2 separate regions of the Homo sapiens genome follow, and region 2 is linked to region 1. Evidence: chromatin loops called from intact Hi-C (ENCODE). Cell type or tissue: mammary epithelial cell. All regions are shown on one strand.

Region 1 (8,000 bases):
CATGGTGGGGAAGAGGAGAGGAGAGATGCTGCACTGGACTCATTGGGAGAAGGAGAGGCTCCCAGACCTAGTGGCCCACACTGAGGCCTGCAGTGAAGGCTCTGAAGGGGGCCAAGAGGACGAGGCTTCTGGGGATCCTGGTGCTGCTTTTCTCCTGCATGGCCTGGGCCCAGAGTTTGATTAGCTGGGCCTGACTCTCCTGGTTACCCAACAAGCAACTGGCCAGGGGCCAGGCTGCAGCAAGAGGCTCCCTGGCACCTCCTCCTGCTCTCGTTCCCAGCTGGTAAACAGCAGAGCAGGAGTCAGCCATGCCACAGCCTCGTGACTCGCCCACTCCCCCCCACCTGGTGCACGTGGCACCTGGCATGGAGAGGGCAAGCAGCTGTCCCTTCCCTCTTCTGCCGTCTCGTCTCGCCATCCTCCACTCCTGCCCAACCCTGGAGCTTCACACTCTGCTACCATCAGCACCTCTGTTCTTAGGTAGCTCCCAGAGTCTCCCCATGGCTGCAGATTGAGAGATAAAGGTAGAAGTGGAGAAGGACTTTTCAACTCCTAGGGTCATTGACAGTGGATGAGTAGTGAGAAAGAGGAGGGGAAGTTTTGGGGACCTTCTGCACTGAGTCTAAGGGTATGTGCCTATGCCTCTGAGGCTCTGATTATCCCCCGTGTTCTTTTGGTAAATGTGGGCCCACGCATCCATGTATGCATCTCTGCACAGAACAGGATGTTGGTCTGTTTGGGGGCTCTGCACCTTGGGCAGGTTTGGAGTGAGAGGTAAAGTGCTTTGCAGCTCCCTTCCCCCCCGCCCCCCCAGCACCCTCCAGCTGACAGGAGGAGCCAGCAACATGCCGGGCGTGGGAGTGCAGGGGAGATGCCGTTCTGCTCCCCTCCTCCCCAGAACTCCTCAGTTATCCCCCATCTCTCTGTCTCTCTTTGCTGGCTCCTGCCTGTCTGTGGCTCTTCTCCAGCTGTCCCCTCTCTATCTTTTCTCCTTTTTAGGCCTCTCTTCCTCTTGACTCTGGGTCTCCCAGGGGCCCTTCGTGACTACCTCTTCTACAACCCACCAATTGCAGGCACAGAGTGGAGGTCACGTAGAATGCTTGCGGATGGACACAGAGCATCCCCAGACACTGCAGGCACAGCTGACTCCCCAGTTGTGCCACTTTGTGCTACTATGTAGGGTGGGGAGGAAGTGACTGGAGATTTAGAAGACAGTATCCTGACCTCTAGGCCTAGGAGTGTCACATGCTTCCTAGGCATTCTCTACCTCTCCCCTGCCCTAAGCATGGATAGTTTGAGTTTTTTTTCTCCCCAGGGCAAGAAGATCCCTTGGTTATCCTTATGGGAAGTTCCCCCTCTTGTCTAAACTTTCTCCCTCTTGCTGCAATCACAGCCCCTTATCTGGAAGAATCGTCCTTTCAAAGCAGGGCGGTGGTTATTTCCTCTTCAAATACAATCTTATATAAGGAAGGGGCTGATAGGGATCAGAGAATCATTTCATCCCCACGTGCCCAGTCCCCTTATTGGGGAAATCTCCATGCTGGGGGCAAACACTCTGGAAGGGATGGGAGGTGGTGGTGGTGGCTTGGAACTGGGGAGCAGTCCCCAGCATCTCTTTCCTTCCTTCCCCAACCCTAAACCACAGAAACCACTTAAAGCTCAGCACAAATCTGCCCTTTCAGGGAGGGCCTGGGGGTCAAGGTGGAAAATATGTGGAGCCTGGGTAGTCTGCGGTGGCACACACTTCCCCAGCCCCATCCTTGGAGGGCCCTCTCCTTGGGATGCCTGATCCAGTGATTAGGGACCACTTTTCTTTGGGTTCTAGGGGGTTCCATGCCTGGGGACGCCTCAACCCACTGGAGTGACTCAGGGATGGGTTGTGCCTCAACCGTTGAAAAAGGACAGCCCAGGCTCTGTAACCTTCGGTAGCCTCCAGATCTCACAGTCCCCACCCCTCCCCCTTCTTGTCACAAAGGCCACTGTGGGTGGAGGAACAGTGGGAGTTTGACCCTAGCTCCTGGCCTTGAACTTTCCACAGTGACCCTGCTTGTACCTCTCCTCTACCAATTAACATTTATAGTCACACAGGCTTGGAGGTGGCAAGAAGGGTTTAAATGCTGGGGCAGAATCACTTATAAGAATGTGGTCTGCCATTTACTAGCTGTAGGCCCTGAGGGAAATCTCAGCCCTCAGCTACCACATCAGTAAAAATGGGGCAATAATACCTGTCCTAACTAGTGGATTTTTTTGTTTTGTTTTGTTTTTGAGACAAGGTCTCACTTTGTCACCCAGGCTGGAGTGCAGTGGCGTGATCTCAGCTTACTGCAGGCTTGACCTCCTGGGTTCAAGAGGTCCTCCTGCTTCAGCCCCCCAAGTAGTTGGGACTACAAGTGCATGCCACCACATGCAACTAATTTTTGCATTTTTTGTAGAGATGGGGTTTCACCATGTTGCCCAGGCTGGTCTCAAACTCCTGAGCTCAGGTAATCTGCCCGCCTCAGCCTCCCACATTTATCCACTTATCAAAGTGTTAGGATTACAGTCATGAGCCACCACACCTGGCCTCTGACTAGTGTTTATAGAAGTGCTTTGGGGCCAGAGCAATCTGCACACTGGAGGGTTTCTTAGGACCTCCTCACTCCCATGTTTCTGTACTTTAGCTACCCAGGATGTTCCTCCAGCAATGCTAGGGCCCCCATCACAGAGCCTCAGGGCTGTGAATGCTGAGTGAACTGCTCCTGGGAGGAGTGGCCTTGGATTTCCTCACAGCTTCCCCTAAGCAGTTGGGGTGGCAGTGGGGGTGTCTGGGTGGAGTCAGGTCAGAACCTTTCCCTCCAGCCAGGGCTGTTCCCCAGGCAAGCTTACTTAACCTATCTATCTGATCCATTTCTTTCTTTGTAAAGTGGGAATAATAATACCTACTCTCCTGAGTGGTTGTGACGCGGTGGCTTACGCCTGTAATCCCAGCACTTTGGGAGGCCGAGGTGGGTGGATCATGAGACCGAGACCGAGATCATGAGACCAAATCAGGAGATCGAGACCATCCTGGCTAACACGGTGAAACCCCGTCTCTACTAAAAATACAAAAAACCAGCGGGTGTGGTGGCACGCGCCTGTAGTGGCAGCTACTCGGGAGGCTGAGGCAGGAGAATCACTTGAACCTGGGAGGTGGAGATTGCAGTGAGACGAGATCGCACCACCGCACTCCAGCCTGGGCAACAGAGTGAGACTCCGTCCCCCCACCCCAAAAAAGAGGAATACTAATATCTACTCTACTGAGTGGTTGTGATGATCAACTGAGATAACACAGATAAAGTTCAGGACCTGGTCCAAAGTACTATGGTTAAAAAAAAAAAGTTTCCTCTCCTCCCTCCCTCTTTCTGTCCCTATAATCTTCCCTTCTCTTTATCTGACCCCTCTTTTCTATTCCCTTTCTTGCTTTATTTTTCTCTGTAACATATCACCAAGTAGCATTCTTTACATTTTAATGGCTTATTTTATCACTTTTCTGATCCCCATGTCTGTTTAATCACTGCTGTATCCAATGCCTGCCACCTGATGGACCTTCCCGAAGTATTTGTTGAAGGAATGCATGAATGAAGGTTCTACGGCCTCTAACTTTCTTTCCAGATACTTTCAAATGGGCATCAAATCCAGTTTCTCACCAAGGGTTGTTATGGGAGAATTTGGGGGCTGAAATAGAAATCCAGTACTAGGGGTAGACCTAAATCTATAGGTAGACTTCCCAGAATTCAAACATGGGATTTTAAACTGGCAGGGTACGAAACCTTTGCAGAGCTACCATCTTAGGGAAGGAGGCCCCTTTTAGAGTGACTTGATTGGGAGGCAGCAGCTGGCAGTGGGGGGTATTATCTTGAAGTGATTAAGAGTCCACACTCTGGAGCCAGACTCCCTGAATTCTTCCCTTTACTAGCTATGTGAGTCCTAGTTCTTCCCTTTACTAGCTATGCGAGGCCCAAGATCCCATTGGATAATAATAGTATTTACACCCTAATAGAAGGTGCTGGGAGGAATAAATGGCTTGACTAATTGTTGGAACAGTTCCTCATGTGGTTATAATCCATGTGTAGTAGTTAGCACTTAGGATTGTTTGGTCAATGCCACCACCTGGTGGACACCTGGAGCAAGAGTTCTCTGGCCTAGGGCTGGGTGGTGCGGACCCAATCAGGGAAGGGAGAAGGAACTGGAGAGCTGTCTGAATGAAGCCGTGTGTGTGTGTGTGTGTGTGTGTGTGTGTGTGTGTGTGTCTCTGTGTGTGTGTCTCTGTGTGTGTGTGTGTGTGTGTGTGTGTGTGTGTGTGTTGGAATTTAACGTGTCCAGGTGCTGAGGCTTTTGAGGTTTTGTCAGATCCCGCAAGCTTAGCCCTGGTGCAGGCCACAGCTGGCACCATGAAAAATGAGAAAGGGCCCAAGGGAGAGGGAGAAAGAAGTTGGGTTAGCCTAGTGCCTACCTCACTTCCTCCCTCCCTCCTCCAAGCCTGGCCTGAGTCCAGAGGAACCGGCTCCTGGGAAGGTGGAGGGAGAGAGAAGAAGGTCACTGCTGACGTCAGGGACATTCAGGTAGAGGTAAACACAATGTGACCTACAATTATCCACCTCCCCCCACCCCCACCTCCTTCTGGCTGGAGGAGGCTCTTCTGGCATTCCTGAGAACAGTTCTCACACTTTGGTAGTACCCCACCTCCCCCCTTTCAATCCCTGGGACATTATATCTCATTCATTTGGTACCCAAGCACCTCTCTGGTTCTTGGCTCCAGACTTGCCCCACCCCTCAAGGGACGCACAGGTGTGGAAGAGGCAAGAGGGAAGAAGGAAGACTAAAGGGCACTCTGTGTTCATCTGACATCCCCTGACTCACTCTCAAGAGCCAGAAATTTCATCTGTCTTCAGGACAGATGTGGGTTTTAGAGGGGCACAGGAAGGGAGTGTTAATTTCCTCTGTGCAGCCTCAAGTGGAAGGTGGCTTGTGTTGGTTTCTGTCAGAGTGACTCAGTGATTGCAGGGCTCCCTGATTGTTCGGGGGCCTTGTTGGCCGGGGACCTTAGGACCTACTTGGCCCAGATCTACTGAAGGAGCATCTCATAGGGATGGAGCCCAGGACCCTGCATATTTAAAAAGCTCTTCCAGGATTTCTGATGTCTGGTTATTCTGATGCTCCTTCAAGCTTGAGAACCACTGCTTAAGGTCTGCTCTACTCAGACCGTCTGAATGAGCATCTTCCCCCCGCGTATGGCCGGGATAGAGGGAAGATCGGTAGGCTCTATGCCCGAGCGTGTAAGGTGCCAGTAAGGGGAAATATCTGGCTAAGGACAAGGGGACATTTTATTAGCAAAAATAAATACAAGCCGGGCAGGGTGGAAAGAATGTGGACTGCAGACACAGTGGAGACGTCCTGAGGAAGCCAGGGGCTCAGGCTACAGGCTGAGATGGGTGGGCGCCAGGGATGACCCGGGACCTAGTCCCCCACCCAGCGGGGGCAGCAGCGCAATGAGGGGCGTCTCGCACTCCCCCAGCAGCACATCCCTGCGAAGTCCCGCGCCCCTGTCTAGCACCTTGGCTCTCAGGCTGCGGGCGGCCAGGTCCGGGGGGCCGAGCCCGTCGAAAAAGAAATCCTCGTTGAAGATGGGGTTGGCGCTGCACTTGACCACGCGGCTCTGCTGCTCCCGCGGCCGGACGCGGGGCCGCAGCCTCAGCACCACACAGCAGCCGCCGCCGCCGCTCCCGGGGCGGGACCGCGGCCGGGGCAGGCCCTCGGCGCTCACTAGGCGCAGCCGCAGCCGCCCGGGCCCGGCCTGATATTCGGTGGAGAGCCGCAGCTGCCCGCCGCGGGGCCCCAGGCGCAGCACGCTCTCGCGCGTGGGCCGCAGCTGGCAGCACAGGAAGTCCAGGTGGAAGAGCGGCGGCGTGGGCGGCCCGGCGCGGCGCGGCGAGTGCGGGCTGGTATCGGCCGAGCTCGCTTTTTCTGGGGACAGAGAGTGAGGCCTGGACACCCGGCGCCGGCCCAGGCCTGGCCGCGGGGAGCCGAAGGGCGACGAGTCCGGCGACGAGGCCGTGTCGCTGTCGGGGGCCCGGCAGAGGCGCAGGTCCGGGGCGGAGACGTGCAGCCGGGACTGCGCCGCGGGGAGTCCCCCGGCCGGGGCAGGTGGCGGCCCGTGGAACAGGGATTCCCGCCGGCGCGTGTGCGGGCTCTCGGGCAGGAAGGCCCAGCCTTCGCGGCCCGCCAGGTGAGGCAGCGAGCAGGTCGCGGGGAGGCCGCGCCCCGCCACGTGCCGCCGGGCCGCGGGCACTGCGCCGCCCGGGTCCGGGAGCCGAGGCGGGATGAAGAACTGCGGGATGCGATCCGGGGTGAGGACGTTGGGGCAGGCGCTTGTGGGCGGGCCCGGGGCGCGACGCTTGGAGAACAGGCCGGAAGGCGCCCAACGGGCCGCAGGCTCCGCGGCCCCCACCTTATAGCCAGCTTTTTCCAAGAGCCACATGCGGTGGGTGGGGTAATGGAATTCCGAATTCCGCAGGGCCGAGAGGGTCCAAATCCCGTCTCAGATGGGAGTGCTCGGCGGAGCGGGGCTGGGCGAGGAGCGCAGAGGAGTCAGAGGTGAGTGATGCTGGCGTACACCGGGCGGTCAGCCACCGCGCCCCGGTCTCCGGACCCACTGGGAGCGCGGACCCCTATTTGAGCAGAAAAAGAAAGGGCGGCGCAGTCTGGGGGGCTGGGGAGAAATGGAGGGAGCAAAGGGCCAGTCAGTCACATTTTCATATACGGGCCTCCGTCACCAAGTACACAGATTCTCCCACTGGTACTAAAGATGCCCCATTCACCTTACAGTTAGAGGGCCCATATAGTATCCACCAGAACCCTAGGGTACTATTAGGACAAATAGGATAATAACCGCATTATAGCAAAAGGACTCAGATCCCAACCCCCCTGGGACACTGCGCCCTAGGCGGGCTCACGCCCTCCTCCCCCGCCCATTTCGAAGACTTGGGTTTTCCTCTGGGATCCAGTCTGGCGCCCCTTGGGACTTCCTCCCTTTGCCAGGCTGCCCCGGCTCAAGCTTCTCTGGCCTGAGCCATCCCTCAGTCCTAGCCCCACCTGCCTCCTCTGGCTCCTCCTTCCCCTCCTCGAGTCGCTCCAAGCCAGAAGAGGACTCACTTCTGCTCCTGGCAGCCAGGGGACACACCTGGCTGCTGACCTCAGGACACCCTGGGCTGGTCCAAGGAGACGCACCTCCCGGGGACACAGAATCCCACCCCCAGTAGCCCTGACCGTCCAGCTCCCGCGCCTCCCAGCCCTACCGCATCCCGCGTCTGCAGGGCGGGGCCGGGCCGTTGGGTCGCCCCTCCTACTCTCCACTCCTTTTCTCCCTCGGAAACCACCGAGCACAAAGGCAGCATTGATTCTCCGCCACCCTCAGAGCGGTCTCCGGAAGGCTCCGCCACCACGCGCTCGCCTCACCCCTGCGCGGAGCCACCAAGAGCACCGTGTTCCGACCCTCTGCCCTGGGATCCGAGCTAGCGACCCTCTCCGTCGCGCGCCCGGAGTGCTGGCCTCACCTGTGGGTCGCTTTTGGGTTCTGGCCTCAGGCCCTGAAACTTTCAGAGCCAGAGGGGAGCAGCTTTCTCTGCAGCTTGCTCCCCCAGCGCAGTCCTTATGGGAGGAGCTGGCAGGGGCCTCCGCTGCCTACGTCCTACCTCTTTTCCTGGATAAACACAGCTCTGTCTGCGCGGCCATCAGCCCGGTCTTCTGACTTCCTCCAGCTGAAGCCAGGTTTCTAGCAACAATCCATTCCTGTGCCCAGGCCTCCTCTGCTGAAGCTGGGCTGCTTAGGGGTGGGGGAGGGCTACAGAGAAGAGGGAGACGGCCATCAGTGGACAGTGGCCACTTCTTTGGTGCTCGGTTCCAACCCCAGCCCTCACAGGTGAAGTCCATCTTCTGTAAAACCCTCCTGGTTGAAATCCTGCCTTGGCCCCCAGTGCCCTGTT
Region 2 (8,000 bases), 230 kb before region 1:
CTCTACCTTTAATCCTGACATTTATGTGGGACCATAAATTTCTTTATTATTTACACTTTTGAATTTTCTATGCTTGTAGCCAAAAGCATTCTAAGGACGTATTAAAGATGAAAGCTAAACAGGAACCAAAGCAGAGGACCCAAGTCTCACACATTTTCCCATTGGATAATGCCAACAATGCAGAAACCTCATTGGTCTATTTGTTATGAGGTCTCCTGATCTATTGTATTATTTCTGTAGTGTTGGTCCTGGGAGGTAATTTCTAGGAAAAGGGACCCTTGGAAAATTGAGTTTGATTTTAAGAAAAAAAAGTGGGGGAAGTACTGGAAAAGAGGGAGAAACACAGTTAATAGAGTGACAATTGCCTAGATAGTTGCTGCTGGAAGGATAGTGAAAAATGATAATGATATTTGGGAGTGGCCTTTGAAGCATGACAGTCTGATGTAGTGAGAGGGCATGACAGAAAAAAAAGCCAGCCAGTGTGGCTGTAAGAGCCAGGGAACTTTTCTTTTTTTTTCTCTTTGAGATGGAGTTTCCCTCTCGTTGTCCAGGCTGGAGTGCAATGGTGCAATCTTGGCTTATCGCAACCTCTGCCTCCTGAGTTCAAGCGATTCTCCTGCCTCAGCCTCCTGAGTAGCTGGGATTACAGGCATGCGCCACTACGCCTGGCTAATTTTGTATTTTTAGTAGAGATGGGGTTTCTCCATGTTAGTCAGGCTGGTCTCGAACTCCTGACCTCAGGTGATCTGCCCGCCTCGGCATCCCAAAGTACTGGGATTACAGGCGTGAGCCACCGCGCTCAGCCAAAGCCAGGGAACTTTTCTTCCCAATGGGAAACCCAGTGAACCTCAGAGAGGTGATGTTATGGCAAAGTGGAAGACAGGGGCATGATATGAAGGTGACCAGGGAAAGGGAACACTACAGCTATAGAATGCTGATAGAGAGCCAACAGAATGATAATTACAAGCTAAGCTGACATAAATTCTCCCTCAAGTTAAACCTGTGCTGATTGTATTAGCTATTGTTTAGCGTCTACCCAGCAAGCTTTCTTCTTAGGCACATGACCTGGGCATGGGATCCAGGTTTGGATAATCATAGTTCTTCTAGAAACTTTATTTATTTACTTATTCACTTATTTAAAGACAGTGTCTCGGCCAGGCATGGTGGCTCATGCCTGTAATCCCAGTACTTTGGGAGGCCGAGGTGGGCGGATCACTTGAGGTTAGGAGTTCGAGACCAGCCTGGCCAACATGGTGAAACCCTGTCTCTACTAAAAATACAAAAATTAATTGGGCATGGTGGTACACGCCTGTAATCCCAGCTATTTGGGAGGCTGAGGCAGGAGAATAGCTTGAACCTCAGAGGCAGAGGTTGCAGTGAGGCGAGACCATGCCACTGCACTCCAGCTTGGGTGACAGAGTGAGACTCCATCTCAAAAAAAAAATAAATAAATAAATAAAATAAATAAAATAGCCGGGTGCGGTGGCTCACGACTGTAATCCCAGCACTTTGGGAGGCTGAGGCGGGAGGATCACGAGGTCAGGAGATCGAGATCATCCTGGTTAACACAGTGAAACCCCTCTCTACTAAAAATACAAAAGAAAAAAAAAATTGCCAGGTGTGGTGGCGGGCGCCTGTAGTCCCAGCTACTCAGGAGGCTGAGGCAGGAGAATGGCATGAACCCGGGATGAGCCGAGATCGTGCCACTGCACTCCAGCCTGGGCGACAGAGCGAGACTCCATCTCAAAATAAATAAATAAATAAAATAAAATAAAATAAAATAACACAAAATAAAGTCAGAGTCTTGTTGTGTCATCCAGGCTGGAGTGCAGTGGTGGGATCATAGCTCACTGCAGCCTCCAACTCCTGGGCTCAAGGGATCCTCCCATCCCAGCCTTCTGTGTAGCTAAGACTACAGGCATGTGCCACTATGCCTGGCTAATTTTAAAATTGTTTTGTAGAGACAGGGTCTTGCTATGTTTCCCAGACTGGTCTTGAACTCCTAGGCTCAAAAGATCCTCCTGAAACATCCTCCCAAAGTGCTAGGATTACAGGCATGAGCCACTACACCTGGCTGTGTGGTTTGTTATGTAGCTACAATTAACTGGAATACTCAATGTCCTCCTTAGCTATGTGAAGCAATACGTATTCTTTGCTTAAGTTAGTTTGAATTGAGTTTTTGTCACTTGCAACTAATCTTGACAATTACTTGCAAGGAATCTTGACTAATAAACTCTCTAGTCTCTAGGTATTATTCACTCCTTGTGAGTCAGTTACTCAGATTGCCAAAAAAGTAATTTTTCATGTGGTGTTCATGGAAAAAGTATAGAAAGGTAGTGAAGAGGAAAGAAGAGAGAATTAGGGTAAGGGCCTTAAACAAGGACCCCCTTTTTGTTCTCTTTAACCCATGAACCCATGGATAATGGATGTGTCATTGCCGTTTTTTTTTTTTTTTTTTTTTTTTGAGGCAAGGTCTCCCTCTGTAGCCCAGCCTGAAACGCAGTAGTGCAATCATAGCTCCCTGTAACCTCGACCTCCTGGGCTCAAGTGATCCTCCCGCCTCAGTTTTTTGAGCAGCTGGGACTACAGGCATGCACCACCACACCCAGCCAACTTTTAAAATTCTGTGGCAAGATGCGGTCTTGCTATGTTGGCCAGACTGGTCTTGAACTCAAGTGATACTTCCCGTCTTGGACCCACAAAGTGCTGGGATTACAGGTGTGAGCCACTGTGTCCAGTTCATTGCCTCTTTTAAACTATTTAATTTTTCTCCTTAGGGTTGAGTTCTGGCCACTGATTTGCTGAGTGACCTTTGACAAATCGCTGTACCTTGCTGGGTATGTTGCTTTTTCTGAAGGGTAGTGGTAGAGGGAGATATTTCTTTATCAGAAAAAATGAGCAAATGGGGCTAGATGTGATATTTGTTAGAATTATAAATAAAAGCAGCCGGGCGTAGTAGCTCATGCCTGTAATCCCAGCACTTTGGGAGGTGGAGATGGGTGGATCACTTGAGGTCAGGAGTTCACTGGCCAACACAGTGAAACCCCATCTCTACTAAAAATACAAAAATTAGGCTGGTATGGTGGTGCACGCCTATAATCCCAGCTACTCGGGAAGCTGAGGCAGGAGATTGGCTTGATCCCGGGAGGTGGAGGTTGCAGTGAGCCGAGATCTCGCCACCACTGCACTTCATCCTGGGCGACAAAGTGAGACTCTGTCTCAAAAAAAAAAAAAAAAAAAAAGGTGATGTGCTAAGCATTCTGCTAGGCATTTTCTACATATCGCTGATTTGATCCCCACCATGGCCGTATTAGCCACTTTTTGTCCTTTCCTAGACTTGTATTCTAGAAACACTTGTTCAGCTCCTTCTCTGTGCTTCTTATTCTCATACACTGTCAGGGCACAAGTCATGTATGACCAGTTCCTTGTCTTCAAGAAGCTTATATTCAGATTGGAAAAGTAAAGTTAAACTAGATATTAAATTGTTATGGTCTAAACTGTGCACTCCAGCCTGGGTGACAGAGTGAGACTCTGTTTATTTCTTTTTATTTTTTTGGGGGGTACAGAGTCTCAGGCTGGAGTGCAGTGGCACGATCTTGGCTCACTGCAACCTCTGCCTCCCAGGTTCAAGCAATTCTCCTGCCTCAGCCTCCCGAGTTGCTAGGATTATAAGTGGTAGCTAGGATTACAGCTACCATGCCACCACGCCTCGCTAATTTTTGTATTTTTGGTAGAGACGGGGTTTCATCATGTTGGCTGGGCTGGTCTTGAACTCCGGACCTCAGGTGATGTGCCTGCCTCGGCCTCCCAAAGTGCTGGGATTACAGGCATGAGCCACCATGCCCGGCAACTCTGTTTAAAAAAAAAAAAAAAAAAAAATTAAACGGAGTGGTACTGACCTAAATGCAGTAAGAGTTACATTAAATTACCCATTGCTGTGTAACACAGTACCACAAAGTTAGCAGCTTAAAGCAACAAGTATATACTATCTCACAGTTTCTATTGGTGTTAGGAGTCTGGGCTGGGCTTAACTGGGTCCTTGGCTCACGGCATCACAAGACTGCTTTCAAGGTGCCAGCTGGGCTGTGTTTCTTTGTGGAGCCCAGGATCCTCTTCTAAGTTCATGTGGTTGCTGGGAGAATTTCTTGAGGGTGTAGGACTGAGGACCCCAGTTTCTTGGTGTCAGCCCAGAGCCACACTGAGCACCTAGAGAGGGCCCTGCAGTTCCTACTGTGTGGCCCTCTCCACAGGCACTTCACAACATGGCAGCTTGCTTCCTCAAGGCTGGCACAAGTCTCCTGCTCTAGTCTGCTAAGAAGTGTTATATAATGTCATATAATCATGGGAGTGACACATCCTCACCTTTGCCATATTCTATTGCCTAGAAGCAAGTCACAGGTTCTACCCACACTCAAGAGGAAGGGATTACACAAGAGCATGACTCACTGAGGGGGATCACCTGAAGGTATATTTGCCTCAGGAATTTAGAAAAGAGGGATGTCAGAGTGAACTGGAGTCCCCAGGGGAGGCTTTATGGAAGGACTTCAGCCAGGTCTTAAAGGAAGAGTAGAATTTAGTTCAGCAAAGGGAAATAAAGAGGCAGAACATCTAGGACCAAAGAACTCCATGAGCAAAAGTATGGAGGTGGGATTCTCACCTAAGTAATTCCTACACAAAAAGGTAACAGAAACCTGACGACCTTGCAGATCACAAGGGGTAGGAGGAACTTTTTCTTATTGAACCAAAGGGAAGCTGGGTAGGGGAAGGAGAATGTCCTGGCTTAGTGTCAGAAAATTTGGGTTCAAGGTTCAGGTCTGGTATTAACTAGCAGTGTGACTGGGACCTGCTGGTTATCTGAGCCTAGCTTCTTGTGACCATTTCGATTGACTTTGTTATTGTGAGAACGAGACAAGCTCTTGGATGCAAAGTGCTCTGTCAATGGTCCAGATCCTATTTCTGAAAGCAGCATCATTGACTCCCACTCTCTCTGGGTCCCCCAGCCCCCTGGCTCCTCTTTCACTGGATGCTCTCCCTCTTTCAGTCTCCTAAATGGGGTGACCATGGGAGCAGATTCTCCACGTTCTGGACTTGGCACTCTTCTCATCTGACTGCACAGTATGTTTTGGGGTTCTCATCTACCACCACCCAGGGCTGATGGCTCCCAAATCTAAGTTCTGGCCCAGACTCCTTTCCCCAGGTCCACACTCATGTGTTCAACCAGTTGTTGGACAATTCCTCTGGGCTTTCCCAAAGGCCCCAAATTAAACTAATCTTCTTCTTGTTTAAATCAAACAAATTTAAACAAATTAAATTAATTTTCCCTGCAAACCTCTTCCGCTTCCTTTTTATGCCATGTCTTGGGGAATCACATCACCATGTCAGGAATCTTATGTCATTCCTTCCTCCCCTACCTTTGCACCTGAGATCCTAGTGGTCACCAAGTCCCTTCTCTCCTGTGCATCCCCCTCCTTGTATTCCCACCACTACTGCCCTAGTTGGCACCTCATTAATTCCCACTGGAATCACTGCAAATGCTTCATAACTGATCTTTCTATCTGACTTCATTCTCCACACATCCTGCAGCATGAACTTTTTGAAGCACAGATTTGTGAATGCCTGTGCTCTGCTTAAAAGCAATCAGAGGCCCCTCACTAATAAGGAATGAAATTCAAACTCCTGGGCATGATATTTGATTTTTTTTTTTTTTGAGACAGAGTCTTGCTCTGTTGCCCAGGCTGGAGTGCAGTGGCGCAATCTCGGCTCACTGCAAGCTCTGCCTCCTAGGTTCACGCCATTCTCCTGCCTCAGCCTCCCGAGTAGCTGGGACTACGGGTGCCCGCCACCATGCCCGGCTAATTTTTTTATTTTTTATTTTTTGTATTTTTAGTAGAGAAGGGGTTTCACCATGTTAGCCAGGATGGTCTCGATCTCCTGACCTCGTGATCCGCCCACCTCGGCCTCCCAAAGTGCCGGGATTACAGGCGTGAGCCACAGCGCCCGGCCGATATTCGATATTTTAAGCCCTCCTGGATCTGACTCTTGCCCACCTCCCCTGTCCACTTCCTGTCTCCTCTGCTCCAGTCCTACTGAACTGTGTGGTCTCACACTGTACTGTGTTCTTTCAAATCTCTGTGTGTTTGAATATGCTGTTTCCTTTGTCAGAAATGCCCTTCCACCACTATCCTTCTCTGCCGCAATTGCTAACTCTTCTCATCTGTAATCACTTAGCTCAGCTCTCCCATTTCGTGAGTCATCTTCCCTAACTCCTCCCTCTGGATACGTGGAAGTCCCTCCGATGTGCAATCCTAGCAGCTTGTGCAGGACTCTCCTCACAGCTCTCATCATGCTCTATTGCAATGGTTTTTTGTTTTCTCTCCTGCTAGATTGTGAATTCTCACCAGCAGTAATGGTGTCTTATTTTCTTTTGTTATTTTAATGCTCTGATCATCTTTTCTTCCAACCTGATCCTTTCTAAATATTTTTAAATTTATTTTTTGAATAGGCAACACTCATGTGACTGAAAATTCAGAAGTTACATAAAGGTATAAAGTGAAAAGTCTCTCTCCTACCCCTGTCCCCGCCTCTGACACCCTAGCTATCCAGTCTCCCTCCCCAGCAGCAATCAGTGTTATCAATTTCTTGTGAATACTTCTAAAGATATAAAAATATATATGGTTCCCTTTTATTTTATTATTATCTTTTTAGATGGAGTCTTGCTCTGTCGCCAGGCTGGAGTGCAGTGGCGTGATCTTGGCTCACTGCAACCTCCACCTCCCAGGTTCAAGCGATTCTCCTGCCTCAGCCTTCTGATGAATACAGGCACCTGCCATTATGCCCGGCTAATTTTTGTATTTGTTTTGTTTTGTTTGTTTTTGAGACAGAGTCTTGCTCTGTTGCCCAGGCTGGAGTGCAGTGGCACAATCTCAGCTCACTGCAACCTCCACCTCCCGGGTTCAAGTGATTCTTCTGCCTCAGCCTCCCGAGTAGCTGGGACTACAGGTGTGCACCACCACACCCGGCTAATTTTTGTATTTTTAGTGGAGACGGGGTTTCGCCATGTTAGCCAGGCTGGTCTCAAACTCCTGACCTCAGGTGATCCACCCACCTCGGCCTCCCAAAGTGTTGGGATTACAGGCGTGAGCCACCGTGCCTGGCCCATGGTTCCCGTTTTATATACAAATAGTATCATGTTGTATAGATTGTGCTGCACTTTGTTTTCACCAAATCATATATAGTATTGATGATATGATCATTCCATATAAGTGCATACAGAGCTTCCTTATTCTGTGTTTACATTGATTCAATTTTCCATTGTGGATACATTATGATTTAACAAATAAACATTAGGTTGTTTTCAGTCTTTTGTGAATACAAACAATGCTGCAATGACTTAACTTCATAAAAACATCACTTCACACATGTGCAAGTGTAACAGTAGAATGAACTCCTGGAAGTGGAATCGCCTTCAGTTTGAGGAATATGTGTATTTGTAAGTTTGACCATGTCCTGTTGCCTTTCGGGGACATTCAGTATATTTTTATCTAATTCAGAGTAGGCATTCAGTATATTTTTATCTAATAAACCAATGAAAAAATAACTCTTTTAGGGGAGGCTCCCTTCTTTTTCCTTTCTCTGATGCCTTGCTTTCCCCATCCAGTGCTCAGTTCAAACCAAATTATTCATATTCAATCCAAATGCCACTATTATTTTGGAGCAAAACTCTTATATCAACTTTATTGTGTAACTAGTCAAGATCCTTCTTCATTAGCTTGGTTGTAAAATAAGGTCATATTAATTTTTATGTTCTAATTATAATGACTTTGAGTCCTCATCCCATATTTTGTGAGATCTCATCTTTGTTTTTTGGAGACAGGATCTCACTCTGATGGTCAGGCTGGAGTACAGTGGTGTGATCTCAGCTCTCTGCAGCCTTGACCTCCTAGGCTGAAGCGATCCTCCCACCTAAACCTCCTAAGTAGCTGGGACTACAGGTATGTGCC

The links. A loop is a pair of places that touch in the nucleus more often than their neighbours do. Peaks named below come from ENCODE experiments on the same cell type or tissue, not always from the same donor. Only the 100,000 strongest peaks of a DNase experiment are listed, where the experiment ranks them.
Region 2: it touches region 1 in a loop (5-fold over the local background); 47 of 110 quality-filtered maps call a loop at or near these places.

Annotation. Positions count from the first base shown.
Region 1 is chr1:151,832,494-151,840,493 of GRCh38, forward strand. It overlaps C2CD4D (C2 calcium dependent domain containing 4D), which reads right to left and starts at 7,327. Exons shown (of 2, transcript NM_001394591.1): 1 at 7,171-7,327; 2 at 5,325-6,727. The coding sequence starts at 6,496. The coding sequence ends at 5,435. C2CD4D-AS1 (C2CD4D and THEM5 antisense RNA 1) reads left to right here and starts at 5,784. Exons shown (of 4, transcript NR_152846.1): 1 at 5,784-6,244. RefSeq lists silencers at 5,881-5,980, 5,991-6,110, 6,181-6,270 and enhancers at 7,074-7,123, 7,664-7,733. In mammary epithelial cell, CTCF peaks have their summits at 4,132 (motif pointing left) and 7,207; DNase peaks (open chromatin) are centred at 268, 4,168, 4,518 and 7,358; H3K4me3 peaks cover 1,271 bases; H3K27ac peaks cover 3,459 bases.
Region 2 is chr1:151,602,250-151,610,249 of GRCh38, forward strand. No RefSeq gene overlaps it. Among named protein-coding and RNA genes, the nearest start is that of SNX27, 5.8 kb to the right of the region's middle. In mammary epithelial cell, no CTCF peak of the experiment used is centred here; DNase peaks (open chromatin) are centred at 4,422 and 6,272.